Regions from separate parts of the Homo sapiens genome. Here region 1 is linked to region 2. A link is a loop called in an ENCODE intact Hi-C map of the cell type or tissue named here. Cell type or tissue: PC-3. All regions are shown on one strand. Links, peaks and the distances in the headings refer to the core of each region. The heading gives the core; the rest is flanking DNA.

The links. Peaks named below come from ENCODE experiments on the same cell type or tissue, not always from the same donor. Only the 100,000 strongest peaks of a DNase experiment are listed, where the experiment ranks them.
Region 1: a loop joins it to region 2, with 2.9 times the contacts of the local background. A loop is called at or near these places in 19 of 110 quality-filtered maps.

What each region holds. Positions count from the first base shown.
Region 1 is chr12:15,774,889-15,785,730 of GRCh38, reverse strand. All of the region lies in intron 1 of EPS8 (EGFR pathway substrate 8, signaling adaptor), which reads left to right. Among named protein-coding and RNA genes, the nearest start is that of EPS8, 9.1 kb to the left of the region's middle. In PC-3, for the core only: no CTCF peak of the experiment used is centred there; a DNase peak (open chromatin) is centred at 4,960; H3K4me3 peaks cover 1,052 bases; H3K27ac peaks cover 1,875 bases.
Region 2 is chr12:15,633,115-15,643,956 of GRCh38, reverse strand. EPS8 (EGFR pathway substrate 8, signaling adaptor) reads left to right here. Exons shown (of 21, transcript NM_004447.6): 16 at 2,127-2,235; 17 at 3,111-3,254. Among named protein-coding and RNA genes, the nearest start is that of EPS8, 150 kb to the left of the region's middle. In PC-3, for the core only: no CTCF peak of the experiment used is centred there; no DNase peak of the experiment used is centred there; H3K27ac peaks cover 3,991 bases.

The DNA.
Region 1 (10,842 bases), core at 2,708-7,707, 140 kb before region 2:
CTAGAATCAGTCATTTCTCCAAGGAATCTGGATCATTTTGTTGGGGAATGGTGTTAGAAACCAAGATCTGGGTGCTAGGTGTGCTTGTTGCTACTGTGGTATCATTGCTTCTAGGTTCTCTCATGTGACAAAGCAAGAAATACATGTGTGTATATGAACATATCTGTACATATTTTTATGTAACAGTTTGTATCCATGTTTAACTATGAATTTACATTTTATCTGTAATGCTAATTCATTACCACAGGTATCATTCTAGCCTTCTCCCTTTGTTTATATGTAAACTTACTCCAACAGTGAGAAGAAACCTGGTTTGCACCATCTGCCATACATTTGCTTAATCATTCATTTCTATCATAGATGTATAGCAGCATTGGAATTGTTAACCTGTGCTCCCATGGGAAACAACTTTAGCATCAAGAGTACAGTGTTTATGTACTATTCCTTTTGCTTTTAGTCTCACAGCTTCTACTCATTTCTAGAGTTAGTCAGCTAAGCACCTTTCCTCCTATCCTTTTCAGTGAGATTGTAGCACACATTTATAATACAGTTAGATTTCTTTGTTACAATCTGCATTCCACCTTGGGATTCCTTGACCTTCTAAATGATTTGCTTACGTTTGCATACATTAAAGTTTACTCTTTGTCCTGTGAAGTTCTTTGGGTTTTGACAAATACTTAATTTGATGTAGCTATCCTTATAGGATCATAGTATCATACCGAATAATTTCAACACATTACAAATCCCCTGGGCTTCACTCATAACCTCTGTGAGCCCCTCTCCCAGAAAACCACGTATCTTTTTACTGTCTCTTTACTTTTGCCTTTTCCAGATGTTGTATAATTGGAATCATACAGCCTTGCCAGACTGGCTTCTTTCATTTAGCAATACACATTTAAGGTTCATCCATGTCTTCCTGAGGTTTAATAGCTCATTTCTTTCTATCATTATCAGATATATCATGGTTTGTTTATTCACCTATTGAAGGATATTTTGGTTGCTTCCAGTTTTTGGCAAGTATGAACGAAGCTGCTATGAATATTCACATGCAGGTTTTTGGGTAGACATAAGTTCTTATATCCGTTGGATAAATATCTAGAAGTGCGATTGCTGGATCCTGTGGTAAGATTATGGTTAGCTTTGTAAGAAATTGCCAAACTGTTTTCCGAAGTGGCTGTACTATTACATTCTCACCAGCAATGAATGTGAGTTCTTATTGCCCCACATCTTTGCTAGCATTTGATTTTGTCAGCTTTTTTGGATTTTACCCATTCTAGTAGGTGTGTAGTAATATGTCATTGTTACTTTAATTTACTATTTCCTAATGACATATGATGTTAACATCTTTTCACATACCCCTTTTCATCTGTACATCTTCTGTGGTGTGATGGCTGTTCAGATCATTTGCCCACTTTTTAATGGGGTTGTTTTCTTATTGTTGATTTTAAGAGTTCTTTATACATTTTGTATACAGGCACTTTATCAGATATGTGTTTTGCAAATATTTTCTCCCAGTTTGGTTTGTCTTTTTATTTTCCTAACAGTGTCTTTGTCAGAACAGATGTCTTTAATTTTAATAAGGCCAACTTACCAATTTCATGGATAGGCTTTTGTGTTATATTTGAAAACTCATTGCCAAGGCTACATAGATTTTATCCTGTGTTTTTCCTAGAAGTTTTATAGTTTTGCATTTTACATTTAGGTATGTGATCCATTTAGAGTTAATTTTTATGAAAGGTATAAGGTCTGTGTCTAGATTAATTTTTTTTTTGCATATGGATTCCTAGTTGTACCAGCACAAGTAAATGTGATTTTTAAATTAATAGATTATAAATTGCTTAGAATTGAAAATGTTTTTATTAAAATTTTTATTACATGTTCTGCAAAATTACTTACTGTAAACAGTTGAGAAATGACTTAGAAACCAATATATAATACAGCATGTACTGTGTGCTGAGATTTATTTCTAGACATTGTACATAATTCATTTTCCTCTTTTTTTTTTTTTTTTTTTTACTAACTCAGAGATGCTTCTTTGTGAAAATGGAATTGTTAGTATAGAGTAACATCTGTCAGTTCTTTTAGATCTTATCATAGGGAATAATAGTTTGATTTTTCACAAAAAGGATCTGGAATAAAGGATTTGCAGGGTGTATGTTGAGAAGAGGCAGTTGATGTATGCACCAGCTAGAAATCTGAGACTTAACTATGTGGTCTTGAATCTTTTCCCATGCTATTCTTCCTGCTACAAGTGACTTTTTTCAAGTACAGTTGACCCTTCAATAGTGCAGCGGTTAGACTCACTGACCCCTGCACAGTCAGAAATTTTTGTATAATTTTTGACTTCCCAAAAACTTAACTAGTAACCCTTCTGTTGACTGGAAGCCTTACTGATAACACAGTCTGTTAACACACATTTTGTATATTATATGTATATTACATTGTATTCTTACAATAAACTACAGAAAAGAAAATTTTATTAGGAAAACCATAAGGGAGAGAAAATCCAGTACTGTATTGTACTTATTGATATTGTAAGTTTTTGTTTGCTTACCAGATGACTCCTCTTTCTGAAAAGGTGGGGGAATGGAGGGGCAGGGCTGGGAACTGCAGCTGCAGACCTCAATCTATGGTACATACCAAGCAATTCAACTTTATCTCTCATAATGTCATGACTTTTCTCTGTTTCTTGGGAGCATTTCTGGCATCTCTAGTGGCACGTTTTCATTCAAGGTTTATGGTATTGTACCAAACAGGATGAAAAATACAAGAGAACACCAAGAAATCATTTTTTACTGTGATACACAATTTACCGGAGAGATGAACTGCTCACGCAGAGATGATTAACATCACACAGTGGACTAAGCGGTTACTCACAACACTTGAGCTCGCTGCAATAACAACAGGAGGTGGCTATGAAATTATTACAGTAGTACAGTATGTACTACAGTTAATTGTATGCAGTTAGGACTTAATACTGCATCTTTACATTTGTTTACATTTCTCTTGACCGCGAATGATACTATGTATCGTGTGTGTGTAAGTTTTGATAAATTTTAATTTTTTCTAATAAATTTTATGGTTACTACCATAAAATGATAAAGTAGACTAGTATTTATATACATATTATGCATTCATGACATACCTAACTTTTTTCTTAATGTTTTTGTTATCCTGGCTACGTGGTTTGTCTGTGTTTTTATTGTATTTATTTATTTAAAAAAATTTTTTGAGACAGAGTCTCACTGTCACCCAGGCTGGAGTGCAGTGGCGCCATCTTGGGCCTACTGCAGCCTCAACCACCCAGGCCCAGGTGATCCTCCCCATTCAGCCTTCTGAATAGCTGGAACCATAGGCATGTATCACCAGGCCTGGCTAATTTATTTTTATTTTTATTTTTTGCAGAGACAGGATCTCTCTGTGTTGTCCAGGATGGTTTTGAACTCCCAGGCACAAGCAGTTCTTCCAAGTTGGCCTCCCAAAGTGCTGGTATTACAGGCATGAGCCACCACACCCAGCCCGAGTGTTTTTAAATTGTCACAAATCTCCAAAAATTTTTCCAAATATATTTATTGAAAAAAATCTGTGTATAAGTGGACCCATGTAGTTCAAACCTGGCTTTTCAAAAGTCAAATGTACCTCTCTTTTGGTATACATTTTGTGTTATTGATATTGTGATGTACTATAGTTTACATATTTGTCCTCTCCAAAACTCATGTTGAAATTTCATCCTCAATGTGAGAGTGTTGAGAGGTGAGGCCTTTAAGAAGTGATTGATCCATTCATGAATTAATGGATTAAGGGGTTATCATGGGAGTGGGACTGGTGGCTTTGTAAGAAAAGGAAGAGAGACTTGAGTGAGCACATGAGCACACTCAGCCCCCTTGCCCTGTGATGCTCTCTGTTGTCCTGGGATTCTTGGAGAGTCCCCACCAGCAAGGAGGCTCTTAGCAGATGTAGCCCCTCGACCATGGACTTCTTAACCTCCATAACTGTAAGACATAAATTCCTTTTCTTTAGAATTACCCATTTCAGGTATTCTGTTATAAGCAACAGAAAACAGAGTAGGACAGGATTAGAAATATTTATAATGTTGCACTAAAGTTAGAACCAGTAGTCTTCAAGAAGCAGGTGGAGCAGCTCACATAATAATAGTACCTTTTGTGTGGCAGGTGTTACATACATTATCTTCTTTCACTGTTACAAGAGCCCTTTAAGGCATGCTTCTTTATCTCAGAATTACAGATAAAGGAATAGGCCCAGAAAGAAAAAGTGACTTGTGTCACACATGGGGAGAAAGGGACCGAATTGGGATGAGAACCCTGACCTGACTCCAAAATCCATGCCCTTTCCACTTGGTTGTGCTGCCCTTATTAAAGAAAAAGGGCAAGGATGGCCAGAGTGTCCTTAATTACATTCTTTTATTTAATACTGTGCTATATACTTGCTCAAATTACTACTGTGCCAAACAAGAATAGCGAAAAAGTTTGTGTATTTAAGCTCCACAAAGATTCTTCTAGCTTTGTTTTCTGTTGACTCATCTGTATCCTACTGACCAGAGGTATGTGGTGATGGAACACGGTTGTTTTAAAGAATGAGGATCTTTTAAAAAGAAACATTTGTGGGGAATTAGACAAAATAAAGCAAATAATGGTAGCATTAGCTAGTTATTTCTTTCTTTCCCTCATTGTATTTAAAGCTTCTCAAGGGCAGGGAACTGAGTCAGTTAAGTTCCCTGATGTATTTAAGGCCAACATATGACCATATGTGTCAGCCATATGACACACTCACAAAAGGCTTGCTGAATGAAATTAGCACTTATTATCATATTTTTACATAAATACTTAAAAGGGCATGAGTTTTCCTCACATAGGAAGTTGAGCATTACTACATTTCATTTGTTTATTCATTCATCTTTTATCGAGTGTTTGTTGAGTATCTGTTCTGTGCCAGACACCAGGAATACAAAGATGAGTAAGACAGGATCTCTGCCTTTTGTTGTCAGAAGGCTCAGAGAATGGAGGCAGCCAGACACCCGTTTTAGTACAGTGTGGAGCTGAAGGAAGTATATATTAAAAAACAAACAAACAATGGACTTTGGAATCAGACCTTATCTGCCTTGGTTTTCTTATCAAAGAGGTGGAAATGTCAAGTAGGTACTATTATCCATGGAGGATGTTAAATGAAAAGTGTGTATGCCTGTGTGTGTGTGTGTGTGTGTGTGTGTGTGTGTGTGTGTGTGTGTGTGTTTATCCCAGCACATAGCAGAAAGGAGAGCCTCACTGTGGCCGAGGGAGTCAGAAAAGTCTTTACTGGGGAAGGTGATGTTTGAGTCTCATAGAATGAATTTTTGAGGCAAAGCGAGACGCTCATCTCTCTCCAGGTAGAAAGATGAGCATGTTTGACATGTGCGGAATAGGTTGGCATGATGGGAGTGGTGGGAAATTCTGCACATTCCCACATTCAGAGCTTACGGGAGTATTAGAAAGAACTGAATGAGCAGTTATTTTTCATTTTTGTAAGTAACAATACAATAGAGTATTCATTACATTGTAGCAGAAGAGAATAAAGATACCAAACCTGTTTAAGAATTGCATAAATCTTCTCTTCTAGTCACATGGCCTTCTAAATGTAGCTCTTTATGTAGCAAACAAATTCATGTGTTCTTTTTCAGTCCTGTGATACTCAAGTGATTATATGGAATTTAAGAAAGAGAACTTGCATGTTTTTGGGTGAAATTGGAGGTCCTGTTTCAAACCATTCTTACATTTAGTAGCATAGCAACAAAAGAATGTAATAATCTATGAAGCCAGATCTAGTCCTGTTTAAGCCTGTCTAAAATTCTAAGCCATAGTTTCTGAACAGAACCTGAAACATACTATTTAGGAATGTACTAAAAAATAACTTGTTAAATGAATTATGTGCTTGATAAGAGATCAGAGTTCTATAATTGAAAAATTGTGTTTTTAATATAAGGGGAGAAGAAAAAGAGAAAGAAAAAATAGTGAGAAAAAAGATTGATAGAAGGAAGAGAAGTTTGTACTTAAATGAGGGAGAAACATTTTTCAAGTCCCTTATTGAGGGCTGTTGAATTATCTTCTGTTAACACCATTAGAATATTACTAAGTTATTCCTTATTATAGAAATACATGTATATTATTGAGATATTTGTTGGTTTAATGCAACAATAGAATGTTTCCAGTATCTGAAGTGGAAAAACAAAGCTGCAAATAAAAATATGTGTAAAATCTGTCTCTTTTGAGAAGACATTGATTACAGTTTATCTAATTTTCTGCAATAATTTTGACATTTAAAGTTGATGGTAATTTTAGACCTGAATGTACAATAAGATGATTTTAAGTGCTCTTTTAGAATTTAAAGAAAGATATACTTTTGATGATAGAGATAGAAGATACTTTTAACTGCTTTGCTAGTGAAAAGTCTGTTACATTTTGCTGGGCAAGGTGGCTCACGCCTGTAATCCCAGCATTTTGGGAAGCCGAGGCAGGCGGATCACCTGAGTTTGGGAGTTCGAGACCAGCCTGACAAACATAGAGACGCCCTGTCTCTACTAAAAATACAAAATTAGCCGGGCTTGGAGGCACATACCTGTAATCCCAGCTACTCGGGAGGCTGAGGCAGGAGAATTGCTTGAACCCGGGAGGCAGGAGGTTGTGGTGAGCCAAGATGGCGCCATTGCACTCCAGCCTGGGCAACAAGAGTGAAACTCCATCTCAAAAAGAAAGAAAGAAAGAAAGAAAAAGTCTGTTACATTTTAAAATCTTGGTTTGCCTTCTTTTTTGGGGACTTGGATTTCTTGAAATTAATTTTGTGAGTAACTTGGTAAATTGATGACTTATTTTCTGCCTGGGCATGCAAACTCTGCATTTGATAGTTTCTTTCATATATGGAAGAAATGAAAACACTACCTTTAAGTAGATTTACTACCTTTATTCCCCCCATAAAGGCATGAACAGCTTGTTTATGTTTATATGCATGCGTACATAATCTCCAATTTCTCTTTGCAGTGTGTTTTCAAAACTTCAACTGTTTTATGACAAACTATATGTGTTTGGGAGTTTACAAATATTATTCTTTAATCCAGGAATGTGAATTTTTGAAACCCTATCTTCAGATTGAGTTGTCCTTACTGTTTTAGTGTTTATCTGTATTCTCAGAACCTCTGTTGCGTGGTCTGTTTTCAAAAAAGTACTGTGTACCATAAACTACAGTGTTTTTGTTTTGTTTTTTGCACATCAAGATCCTTTTAGTCGAGAGAACATTAATTTTGTCAGTAGTTCTTTTATTTAGCTCCTTTGTGGGGCCTTGTTAGATTCTGAATAATTTAATAGCAATGGAATCCTTTCTGTGATAAAAATCTGGTCATTGGTCCAATACTTGTAGCATTATTCACATGATACTCATGCATGCAAAGGTGTGGGATTAATGCGTATGCCTGAAGAGTGTGTGTCAGAGTGTTTTTAATCATTGTTGAAAATCACCCTCTGAAGATTTTCGTGTGCATTAATTCTCAGATTTGCTTAAAGTATTATCACTTCTATTTTAAAATGAATAATCCATGGTGGCCTAGCCTGAACAATAATATGTAAGAAAAATTGGAAAAATTATAACTTCCTTTAAATTTAGGAATAAGGTCTATATTTTTTGTATATTTGTATGTTTGCTATGTTTGCAGAATTACAGAATAAATTGTTTAAAGCATATTTCTTTCTATGTTATTTTAATTTTTTTACATTTCTTACCCAAACTGTTGAAACAAAAAGTTTCAGTCCCAGTTAGTACAACATCCATAAACTTTGTCCACATTTCACATTTTCAGCTTTATCTTAAGACTGGCTACTTTCCATGGTCTTGTCAAGAAAATAGTCTTTTACAACTCTTGAAGCAGATAAATAACCATGTGGGCTTTCCTTCATCACCCCCTTTCCCAACTCTTTTCCTCCTCCCAGCTGTTCCCCCTCCTTTTGCTCGTTTCTGACACCCTTTTTCAATCCTCAGATGGCTTTAATAGAAAAGTATATTTTTCATAACTTTGATAGCTTTCCAATTACTATTCTAACTCTTTCTCACTGCCTGGTGAGATCTCAGTCATGGAGAGAGAAGTCTGAATAAAAGAGACATTCATAGTGGTTATGACAGTGAAGGTTAAGTTTAGGCTGCTAGGGGGTTTGAAACAAAGGAGGGATTGAAGCCTTCATCGCCTTTACCTTATTTGGGTACTAAGTAAGTGATTTTGGAAATAGTAAAATCTCATTATGAAAAGAGTGAAATCTAGTCCGGAATAAATGTGTTAACAGTGCTTAACTTTAACTGGAATGCATCTTAACACCATTCAGTTTTTATACTGATTAGAAAGGTCCACTGTGGTTTTGGTCATATATTAGAACATATGCTGTTGGTTTTTTGTTTTGTTTTGTGTGTGTGTGTGTGTTTTTTTTCATTCTGCTTTGTAAGTACCCCTTATCACTGTAGGGAATTTTAGAATTTGAATTAAAATATATCTTGAGTTATATAATGTAAAAAAAAAATTTATATAGGCTACTCCATGGCATTGTAAAGAATCTTAAAATAGATATAAAAGTGACTTCATCTTACCTCCAATGTCCTTCCTCCATCTATATCTGTTATCTCTAGCTATTTTCATCTTTTCTCTCTGCCAGGCAGTTAGTAGAATAGTTGAAGAATGATTTTATCAGCTCTCATTGGACTACAGGATAAAAGACCTAAAAATATGGGATAATTTAATCCAATGGCTAGCAAATACATTTTGTGTTATGTTTATGGTTTTCAAAGGCATTGATAAAATCAAACTATCATTACTGGGAAATATGAAATTTTCAATAAGATTCCAAACTAATAGATAAAGTGATAAAATGATTGGGAAAACAAGTGGTGGTAGAATCTGATATAAAAATAGTTTGGCGGTAGCAAAAGGGGAAACGCTAAAATTCTCAAGAACCCATCAGCCATTTTTACTAACACTGTGCTCTTCATAAGCTATATCTAGGGAACTTTGATTATATGCTGTAAGGAACAATATATTATTTAAGTGTATATTGAATAAGTATTCAATAAATAACTGCAAAATAAAAGACAGTTCTGAATGTGGAAATTCCTATTCTTGCGAGATTGAGCCAGACATTTCTAGCTAACATTGACGTTATTGGGCTAACGTGGGCATCATTTGGGTTTTGGGTATTAGGTGTAACAAATGCTTGCTGATGCATAGAGGCCAATCTAGGTCTGTGTTAGTTCCTGAGAGTGTGCATGTGAACTTGAGGGGAAGGTTTTTAGAGTAGGTCACTCACCTAAGCCAGCTGTTTTTTTCTCTCTTCCAAAAGAGTACCGGATTGCTCCTTTGCAGGGGCTGACTTGAGAACATGGCTTAACTTTTAAGGCTAGATAAACTAGTTCAGCCAGAAGTGTATTATTTCCCCCCAAAATTACATTTAAAAGCTTCTAGCTATGATCATTTCAGCTGCTTCTTCCTCCCTTTCTAATTATTCTTGCTATTTCTGTTACTGATATCAACCATACCAATCACTGGAAAGGAGAATACTTGGGCAAAAATTTCTTTTAAAAGAAAAATTGCTGGAGAGAAATATGTACACAAATTTATATTGAATATATAATAAAATACATATGGAACTGCCCTTTGTATGTGAAGGTGAGTTTTGTTTGTTGTAGTGGTGTCAGATCTGGTTTGATTCATTTCAGCTTTTTCCAGTGTTCTTTCTTGTGATACGCATATATGAGATAGGAATTTTGCTAAATCATTAGCAGGCCCATTGGCTTAATGTAACCCAATCTAGTTTCTTGATCTAACAGTCCTGGAATATACAACTTTACCTAATAGAAAATAATTTTGTTTCAGTTAATGAAATTTATCTGTCAATAAAGAAATATTAAATAAGTGCCTATTAAGTGCTAGTACTAAATAATGAGAATACTCTAATTGACAAGATAGACAACATTCTTATCCTTGTGGACTGCGTGATGTTAGACACCTAAATGAAAAGAAGCATAAAAACTTAACAGAAGCATCAGGTTCTAGGTAAGGGCTCAAAAATCTGGAAAATAAAGGCTAATCTTTTTTGCTTTTCTCGCCCTCTTTCCTTAATATAGATTCACATTTTTTCCTATTCAAATGTAATGATATTCACATTTTGTATTGTTTTTCTACATATACTGGTACTGTGGATTTATAAAATAAGTCTATTTCCAAATTACATGTATTTTACAATGATTCCACAAAGGAACGTTGGCTATTTATGAGCTTTGGGGAAAATTACAGTATATCAGTACTCCCTTTGAAAGATTTTAAACTATTAAGGTCAATTTAAGATCAGACCAGACAAGTGTGGTTTGTGTCATTTTTATATACGGTATTCAGTATTTTTTCCTGCAAGCTTTTGGGAGTGAAGAAGCCATTATTCATAAAATGAATTCATATGTAACACCTTAGGCTGATCGTAAAGTGTTAAACCTTAGAGATGGGGAAAATTCTATTGTCTTGAATTTTGAATGTGGGTAACTTTAAGACTGCCATATGAATTGCCAAGTTGCAAAATTGTTTTTGCATTTCACTTGCAAGCAAGGAAAATGTGGACTCCTTCTTTAGTGGGGCCAAGCGCATTCTAACACACCTCTCAAATTACACACCACTGAAATGATACTCACAATGGGTTTGGCTCATATGTTTCTAGTTAGCTACTATGAATGAAAGATTCATAACTATCTGTTTCAAAAAACTTCCTTATTTGCACTGCAGGGAGCTTAATTGTTTGGTAGCAGGGTCAAGAATTGCTTTTAAATACTAAG
Region 2 (10,842 bases), core at 3,614-8,613:
TTGAATTTAGAGCCCACGCCTTCGAGTTTTATAGCTTACTGCTGTCAGATGCAATTAGTATTTTAGAGAAGTTCTCAAATTACTGCTGTCTCTATGTCTGCTCTCTATCAAGTGGCGTATCTATTATTCCTAATCAGAAACTGAGCCCATACGTTTTGTTACATTCCATAGCTGTTAAGAAACTTTGGTACCTCTTTTTTTTTTTTTTTTTTTTTTCGAGACAGAGTTTTGCTCTTGTCGCCCAGGCTGGAGTGCAATGGCACGATATCGGCCTACTGCACCCTCTGCCTCCCTGTTTCAAGCGATTCTGCCACCTCAGCCTCCTGAGTAGCTGGGATTACAGGCATGTGCCACCGTGCCCAGCTAATTTTGTATTTTTAGTAGAGATGGGGTTTCACGATATTGGACAGGCTGGTCTCAAACTCCTGACCTCAGGTGATCCGCCCTCCTCGGCCTCCCAAAGTGCTAGGATTACGGGCATGAACCACCACGCCTGGCCAAGAAAGTCTGGCATCTCTGAAAAATTACAAATTGTGATTGTCTGTTTGATAACTATGGTCAGTGTCATATCCATGCTTAACATATAGAGGGCAAAAAACTGTGAGCCATAAAGATTTGTAAATTCTGAAGCACTTCAGGTAAACACTTCTGAGACCTGCAAGATAACAAAAAATTTGTTATAGACCCTTAACTCTCCATTATTAATAGTGATTATCTTGCAGATCATAGGAGAAAGGAAAATAGGGGAAGAGAGGAAGATAAAACACTAAAATTACTGTTTTCCTAATGTTTGGGGTAGTTGAATCTCTTTTATCTGCCAAATGAAATCTTAGTAGATTAAATGTGAATATATAAAGTAAATGAAAGCAGAGCTATTCCAGTAGGGATAGGGATGGGAAATCCATGGAACACAGTTTTAAAATTATTATTATTAATAACATAATTACTTCACCATAATTTCACCTTTTCCACCAATTTTCTTTTTAATGTGCTAAAAATAGCCAATAAGCTGTTCTTACATGCTTATCTGTAAGGTGTTCTATACTGGTCATCTTTTTGCTTTGTCCCTGTCTCCCTCCTCCAATGGAGTTACTACCTAAGAGGTAACAAAAACCTATGACAGGATACATTATGTCTACAACTGTCCTGCAGGCCCTGGTATAACATTCCAGAGAACTTGGTAGACAGCAAAAAGAATGGCAACTTTACAGGGGTAGGATGACCTAACATCTTTAGTCTCTACCTGCTATTTCCCTTGTAGAGATGTGTAAATAAATGTGGGAATGTAAATGGAGGAGAAGACTAGGGAGTAAAATTAATAAAGGGTTAAAGTAATTTTATTATTGAAATATATGAAGAAAATACAAATATTTAATGCATCAAGTGTATTATGTTACATATAAAAGTAATCTTTAGTTAAGTTGTTAAATCTATTAGTACTCATTTAATGATTAGAAGAGGTATTTGGTTTTTTAAGGAAGTTTTATTTTAAAAAAATGAGGCCCATACACTTTTTAAAAGTTTATAGTGAATTAAATTATTTACTTACTTATTTGCAAGTGTTACTAGTCTCATACTTAATGCATATCTCTTTTTTTTGCAATTTAGATAACTGGGCAAAGTGTTTCTAAAAACTAATGCCTAGTTATAAATTTTAAATTTATATATTTGGTTACTGAATTGCAGACATTGCTTGAATTAGTGAAATCAACATATAACTAAAATTACCACTATGGAAATTATCTTCAGTCTCCTTTAACTTTATGAAAAATACTAACATTTATCTTTATCTAGTTCTTTTATGGTAGAGATGGTAATTAACATAATATCCAGTATGTGTATTTAGTAGACAAAGAATTCATAGACTTGGATTCTGGATTTGGCTAAGTACCACCTGGCCTTGTGATTTTGCATTATTTGTTTTTATCCCTGGCCATAATTTGTTCATTTTAAAAGCAAGAACTTTAAAGTAACTTTTATTTATCATAATGTAAAATATAATAAAATGAAACTGCTGTAATTTTTCAGAAAGTTTTCTGGTAGGATTTGGCTTGTCTCAGTGTTTTCCATTTTTATCCTTTAGGAAGAGCTAGCAGAATAATAATCTTTTTTCTTTCTTTTTATAGAAATTATGAACCACTCAAAACACAACCCAAGAAATATGCCAAATCCAAGTATGACTTTGTAGCAAGGAACAACAGTGAGCTCTCGGTTCTAAAGGATGATATTTTAGAGGTAATATAATTTTTTCTTTTTTATACTCTTAATAAAGTAGTTTTATTGTATTACTCTTTTGGTATATAACTAAACTTTCCTTCAAAAGTATTATATTACTAAAGACGTAGTATATTAGAAATATCTACATCTATTTAGTAGGGGTATATAGATACTCCTTCTAAGGGGATAGCTTTAGAATACTCCTTTATTTGTTTTTTGTGGGGAGTGGCAGGGTGGGTTTTTTTTTAACTTCCTTTGCTCTCTTCCTTGCCCTCTTTCTTCTTCTGATATTTATTCATTTTGGAGTCAAGACTAGTTAACAATTCAGATGTGGATGCACATAATAGTTCAATAAGAGACAACATTCTTTTTTTAATCCTATATCCTTGCACAGATATACTCAGCAGTCATTGAGCTAATAATGTTAGGGATAATCCACCACAACACCAACTTCTCTTTGTTAGATTCTAATTGACAGTTCATCTTCTTGAATATATAAGGTGAATTATCACAATAAATTTTGTAAGGAAAAAAAGTAATTTTTATATACTTTTTCTTTCTATCACCAAAATGGAGACAATGGGGCTTTCCAAAAGAGTCATTTTAGTCCTTAAGTCCTTTAAGTACTTTAGTCCTTAAGTACTTCAAATAATGCAGGCTGTTCTTTGGAGGTAAAATGGACCTTGGGTAGATTCACCATAATGATACCTTACCTACTGTATACTCATAAATGTCTTCTTAGTGTAATTCCTGAGAATCATTCAATCAACACTATGTTGATGCTGAGTTAATTATCAGAAGTAGAAAAATTTTCTTTGTTGAAGTCTAGGGAACTTCTTTCGTAGAATGGCTTTTATATGGAAATTATACCTTTATTTTCTTGTACATGACAGATACTTGATGATCGGAAGCAATGGTGGAAAGTTCGAAATGCAAGTGGAGACTCTGGATTTGTGCCAAATAACATTTTGGATATTGTGAGACCTCCAGAATCTGGATTGGGGCGTGCTGATCCACCTTATACTCATACTATACAGGTGAGCATGATTTCTTAGTAAAATGTAGTATGTACACATTTACGAAGTTATCACTCTTAAGTAGGATTTAAACACCTTTGTGTATTGATCATTTTGAGATGTAGTTGGTTATATATTTTTTCTAGAGTAATTGGTGGGGGAGTGGCAATGGTGAGAGACACAGGGAAGAATTACACATATGTTTTCTGATTTACTTCTAGAAATTGTTCAAGATGTTTAGCAGTAGGTACCTGATTCTCTGAATGCTTTTTTTCCCCAATCTGTAGTATTTCTGACATTTGAAGAAATGGTATTTCTGTCTTTTTACCCACAGCTCTGCTATCCACCAGGGGCTTCCTCTTGATAGAGGATGGCACTGATATCACGGCATGGTGTCCAGCAGTTCACCTTCACCAGCCCTTGCTTTCAGTCTCTTAAATGTTCTGCCACTGACCAGCCTTGAACTTGCACTCATCTCACCTTACACTAATACATGAGTACCTGTTCACCTGGATTACAATATTTTTCCTCTCTTGATTTTAAGATTAAAAGGTACTTAGGATATAGATTAGATAGGTCAGGCTCTCTCTTCTTGTTCATTGAAGGCCCATGAAGGTCCATTCTTATGGCCCATGCCACATTTTCAGGATTTCAGTGACCCTGGTCAGCTCATTCACCCTAACATCTGAATTAACTTGCTCTTAAACTCCGGAATTTTAGACCTGTGCCAGGCTCTCTAGAGTTAGGTCTGTAAACAAAGACAGAATGGATGGACTCTCTCAGGTACAGCCAGTGAACCTGGGGTGGCTTCTCATTCCCCCAGAAAGAACTCTTTTAATTTTCAAAGTCTCGAGAAAAAGATCACATCTGACCTCATAATAATGTCATGAATTTGAGTAGAAGCTGCGTAGAATATGCAGTGAAATAGTTAATTTTTATGCCAGATCTAGGCTTAAAAAAATACAGATTGTCCAAAGCTGGAATTGTGGTCATACTTCTGCTGCCGTGACAATTTATTTCAGTACTTTTGGCTCCTCATGACATTCATGCCTGGTGTCAGTCCTGTGCTTATCCAGAGGGACTTGGCCTTACTAGAATCCATGAATCAAGCAAACATTCAAAATAAAGAATTTGTGTATAGTTTCTCTATCTCGGTAACTTAAAGTGATGGCAATGGAAATTATTTGCTGTGTTATGTTTTGGCTGGCCTCATGTGCATATATATATTATGTACTTATTTTATGTTCATCATTTGTCATTAGCTGTTGATGCCAAAGAAGGAGTTTGAGTTATTCAAGGTATGGTCTCCTCCATTTCCCATGGGTTTTTGAAGTGAATTTTCTTAGTTTTTATACCTTTTTCTTTTCTTAGTTCCTACTTTTCTGAGTTTAATATCTGTTTACCTAATATAATATATGCTTCTGTCTGGTTCATGAATACCAGTTCTTCATTTTCTTTCCCATAGAGGTAGTATATGCTTGAAACCTATACTTAAAATAATGGTAGAGTACATACCTTTGGGCTATATCAACTAATTTTAATATGCAGGTCATGGTAAGCTATGAGAAGCACTATTCATAAAGGATATCCCTGATCCCCATATGTGAGCAAAAGGCAAGAGTTTATATTTTAAGTTTTGAAAACAATTATCCAAATTTGTTTTATTTGTGTGTGTGGTTGCTAGGAATAAGCAAACTGCGATAAAATAAAAAACATGCAAATAGTATGAATTCTATAATAGGAATTTTCTCCTACCTGATATTCCTGAAAAGTTTAATATCTCTTACCTTTTGCTGTTTACTGTTCAGTCTTGTCTTTTTCTTTAATTCTGATTCTTGGCTTGAGCCATAAGTTGACTTTTCTGTTTAAAAGGTTGCTTCTGTCTAAAACTGAACCAAAACTATTAATATATATCATACGCAGGGAAAGTATTTTCAGAGAATGTCAAACCTATTCCTCCTTTCTTAAACAGAACCTCATCTTTTATTTTTGTCAACTTTGGCACAACCCAAGAAATGTTTTTAAGAGTTCACAAGTTTCAGGAGTTTGTTTTGCTACTTTATGTAAATAGAAACTTGTGGTTCTTATAGGGATTGCCTATTTGGCTATTTCGTTTTAAACTTTTCAACACTATCCTACTCTCTTCTTAAAAATTCGGGTTGCAACTACAAATGTAGTGGTGTGTGTAGAAATGTGTACAGAAGCTTTCTGTGTGTATGCAGAAGCGTATGCTGTTCAGGTTGAGGGCCCTACTTTGAAAATGTATTAAAAACAATCTGCTTTTTAACACCTCCTGAAAATTTTGGGCTGAGCTCAACAAAACCACTAAGACCTTGTAAAATTTTAATAAGCAAGCTTCACAGTCTGCTTTGCTATCTGCTATCTGGCATAAATCCTACTCTAAAAGGATTCCTATTCTCAAAACATTTATAATATATTCTTTAAAAAAAGAATAGAGTAAAATGGAAAAGAAAACATCCTTGGAAATATGTGCCAGTCATTTTTCTATCTCTACAACAGTAGATACCCATATCTACTGTTTCATATCTCTACAACAGTAGATACCCATATCTACTGTTTTATATCTCTACAACACCAGATACCCATATCTAAAATATCTAAGGAAGAATCCTGCAACTTATTTCAGAATGATAATTAAGATACCACCATATTTATGTAGATTCCACTGATCCTAATACCCTAACCTTATAAAACTCAACTGGATTACAATTTTATGTCTTACTCATCTTTTTATTCACTCATTCCACAAATACATATTGAGTACTGGCATCTCACACACTTGGTAAAAAGAACAATAGAAAGCCTAGCGCCGAGCAGATCCTTCCCGAAAGCCTGCATGAGTCCACAGGTCATCTGCCATGGCTTTGCTCCTTCCTGCATGCTTGCTGTATCAAGAGCAGCGTGACCCTCTTTCTCCTCCTCAGATATGGCCCACACATTTGTTTTCTCTTCCATCTGTCTCTTTCATCCAGTGATATCAAAACTTTGAAGAAATATAAAGAAACTTTAACAAAAATATTTTAGATTCCTGCACCATGCTGCCAAAAGGAAGCAATGATTCATTACTTAAATTTGCTTCACATTCACAGAAAACAACATTCACAGATACTCCTCTCTAGAGAAGATATGCCCGTGGCCAGTGCTCATGCTGTGCCAGGCATTGTTTGAGCACTTCGCAAATCCAAATTCATTTGATTCCCACAACAACCTTGTGAAGGAGGCACATTTTTTTGTAGGAAACTAAGGTGTAGGAGAAATAATTTGCCCAGATTTATACAGCTGTATGAAGCCAGGATTGGGCCCCAGCACTCTGGATCCAGAGCCTGTGCTGTGTTGCATTCTGCTGTTCTAGAGAATAGTGATTATAAAAGGTTCTCATTTCGGGTGGGCACAATGGCTCACGCCTGTAATCCCAGAACTTTGGGAGGCCGAGGCAGGCAGATCACTTGAGGTGAGGAGTTTGAGACCAGCCTGGCCAACATGGCAAAACCCTGTCTCTACTAAAAGTACAAAAATTACCCAGGCATGATGGCACACACCTGTAATCCCAGCTACTCAGGAGACTGAGGCAGGAGAATCGCTTGAACCCAGGAGGCAGGGGATGCGGTGAGCCGAGATTGTGCCACTGCACTCCAGCCTGGCGACAGAGCGAGACTCCGTCTCAAAACAAGAAGAAAAAGAAGAAAAAACAAAGATTGTCATCTCTTTTTGTATAAACCCATAGTTTTTCTCTGTATTAATGTTTAAAGTGATATTTTCTCAGAATAGCTTTACTTTGCATTATACTGTGATAAAAGTTGATCTGATCAGTCACAATCCTTGGAATTTGATTTTTGCTTTATGTATCCATTCACTGGATTTCATGGTATTGTTCATTATTTTATAATTTAGGAAAATAACCCAAATTATATGATTTACTTAGAATAGGACATTTTTGTAAGTGGTGGAAATAAGGGAATTAGATGTAAACTATTTCCATGCAACATCTGTGAGTCACCAAATACTTAAAAAAAGGGACAGTCATGACTCTTATTTTTATACCCTTACATTTCCTATAAAGACATATATATAAATAATGGCAGTTTCTGGGTGAAGGGCACAAGTGCAGCTCTTGCCTATTGTTCACACACTTTTTATCAGAGATTCTGTTCTGATGACAGGGATGCTCATACCAGGCAGTGAATAGGTGTTGAATTGCCACCTGGTGTCCCTGAGAGTCTAGGCTATTTAATATCCTCACATTTGAAGTGATTTTTAACAGCTCTGTAAAGACAACCATTCCCACCTAATGTATTTCCCCCATGGCTTCAGCAAAGTTTTAAACATAAAAGAGAAAGTAATAAAAATTTACAAAAGATATTGACACAAAAGATTGAATAAACCACAGAGAAAAGGAAGTAAATGCTGAGGAGAGATTATGGAGAGATAACATGTCTTGATAAAAATGTTGTAGAGCATTCCAAGGCTTTGTAGTATTTTAGCTGGGCAGCAGATGGACATCCAGGGTTCTTTCTCCCCACCTGGAAGCTACTTGCCACATAAAGTTTCCTGATCTTTATTTTGACTTGATTCTCTGACCTCTAGCCCTGTGACTGCTCGTCTGCTAGAATTACCCTTTTGCCCATTTAAATTTGCAAGGTATATGCCAAGAGCAGAAACCACCTCCTCCCGTGATGTTATTTATTATATATCCAATGGACTGACTAAAGAAGTCTTTCATATATTCTTAATTATTATCTATGCGTTTATTATTGTTATAGGTATTCTTACTCTACCAAGATGCAAGTAATTATGAATGTCCAGTCTCTGTGGTCACGTGAATTCAACAAAACGTTTCCCATATTCTTTATTGTCTAGCAAGAGATACTGTAATATGATACTGTGTGAAAAGCCCCAATCTAGGTATTGGTAGGTGAGGGTTCTAGTCCTTAAAGAGAGCATTTTATTTTTCTGTGTTCCAATTTGCTTGGTCATGAAATAGAAGGAGTCAGTTATGTGATCTCTACAATCCAGTCTAGGTATAAAATCTTCTCATTCATTATATACATGTTTAAATCACCCTAAAATAAAAGTGGAAATGTTTTGTACAGGTGACTACTAAACCGCTAACACTACTAATTTCAGCCTATGTTATTAGTGCTCTGTTTTTTAAGCTCAGTACAGACATTTAGCTACTGCTGGATAGAGTGACGATTTTACCAAAGATGGCTTATATTCTTCCAGCCAGGCCAACCTCCTGATAATATTCAGTTCTTCAAAAGTGTTTTTTAAAAATTAATATCAGAAGACTCTGCTCATTAATTATAGGCATGGTTTTTAGACAAAGATGTTTACTTTTTATTCTGTCACATGTATTGACATTTTCCCAGAGACTTCTTAATGATAATTTGAATAATACCCACTATAAATATATATATGTGTTTTTATACATATATAAAGTATTGATAATTACTGTCTGACATGCACATGTACATAATTTTATTAAATGTTCTATGTTCAGGCTGCTTAGAAAGTTTGAAACTAAAGCTCATTACAATCACACGATAATGCATGCAGTATTACCTTCTGTAAAATCAGCTAATTAAACAAGAATAACTCTTACATGTAATGCATTCTAATTGTATTCTTTATGAGCAATAGGAATAAAATAAACCTATATCTTAGTATTTTACTTGAATATACAAATAGTTACTGTTGAAGTACTTTACACGGTTTCTACTATAGTAGAATCTATATGATTAGTTTTCCATGGCTAGATAGTGATGGGAATTAATTATAGATTTACAGGCTCCTTCACTGGTTGATTGTGGGCATGTAATTTTACTGTCAGGCTAATTTACTCTTTCTGATATTTGATGTGAATTATAATTGATATTATTTTAATTCCATTTCCTGTATTAATTTTCTCATTTGATGTGATTTGCTCCATTTTCCTAATAGCAATTACTTGGCGAGCTGTCAGAGGTAACCCACATTCGTTCCCTCATGGCACTTCTTTTTAATATAATTTTTTGGATTCAGTCTCTCAACTTAACACCCTCCAAATGTTCCAGCTGTGCTTAGTTTTCACTGCAGAGTTCCCAAATAACCAAATTTAGAGGAAAAATGTGTAATTTAGAGTAGGTTAAATATTTAAGAACAGTTCAATTTTAATGGCTTTGTTGCGCTTACTTGCATAATTTCCCCTCTGAAGCAGCATCTTGTATGAATCAGGATCTTATCTCTCAATAGCATTCTTTAATTCTTTAGAATTTCTACTCAGCTTAAGTTGCTAAAGAAAAGTGACTCATTCCAACTTAATTATCAATAGGAAAGTAAATTTCCTATGAGGTCTATTAATTCTGCCTTCTTTCAGAGAAAGAGAGACAAAAAGATAGATTTTGCTTTTAACAGAACTTTGTGTTTGTGGGCTATCACAGGCAAGAGTAAGGAAGTGACAGTTGGGTGCAAAAGTAGGTCCACACCAGGCTGACCAACCCTCCCAGTTCCCAGCTGGGGAGTCTGAGGGGTTTGTGAAGATGTGGAACTTTCAGTGCTAATTACTGGGAAAGTCTCAGGCCAACCAAGAACAGTTAGTCAGAATTTCTTTTTTGGATTTGGAGCTTCAGTACGTTGGTTCAGGAGAAAAAAGTTCAGAGTGCACTTCTGTTCTCCAAGACATTACGTAAACTGAGATACGTTGGAATCATTAACTCTGTAGCTTCAACAAAAAATAGCCAAAAGACAGACATAAGGAAAGGAAGAACAGTAGTTGGGTGTTAGGTAAAGAGGAGTAGAGAAGCTAGGGAGGGAGACAGAAAAGTGACGTTAGGAGTCAGTGCTGATTCTTTTTCTTCCACATGAAGAATTTCAAACCAGTTTCCATGGAAGAGCTGTCTAGGTTGCCATTCAGAACCAGTTGTCACGATTCAAGGAAGGTACTTTGCCCCTTTTAATGTCAGAGGTTGGAAACATGGGGCAGGAGGAGAGGACTAAGGAAAGAGGAAAATATGCAAGTAAATATAATTTATGGCATACATTTTCATATGGGTTTCTTTAATCAAATATGTATTTTAAACCTATTATTTTGGTAGGTCATACTGATAAAGTTGCATTATGTAACAATGGCATGAATGAAATAAAGCACAGAACATTTGGTGAGTTTGTTTTCAGGCTTGATTGTGACAGTAACACAGTTTATTCACTTTCTCACAATAGTATTTGATGAATAGCAAAAGCAAAAATTATGAATCATATGGAAAGCAGGGCTCATGGCATTTTTGTTTGTTTAGGCTTTAAAAACAATAATTGAAACTATGATGCTTTTGAAACACTAATGTGAGAATTCATTTGCCCTTCATGAAATTACGTGCAGAGGACATTCTTGTCAAGGGAACATTGCATATACATTAATCAGATGACTTTGGTGTGTGCTAAGTATTACATTCTGGTGATGTTTGCTGTATTTTGACTGCTTTAAGTATTTTATTGGCCCAAATATAGGAAGATTGTTTGTGGGGAATAATAATAACAATTCATTCTTTCATTCTAATACAGTATTGAATACATTAAAAATATTTCTAAGCCTTGAATGCTAAGGGGATTAGCA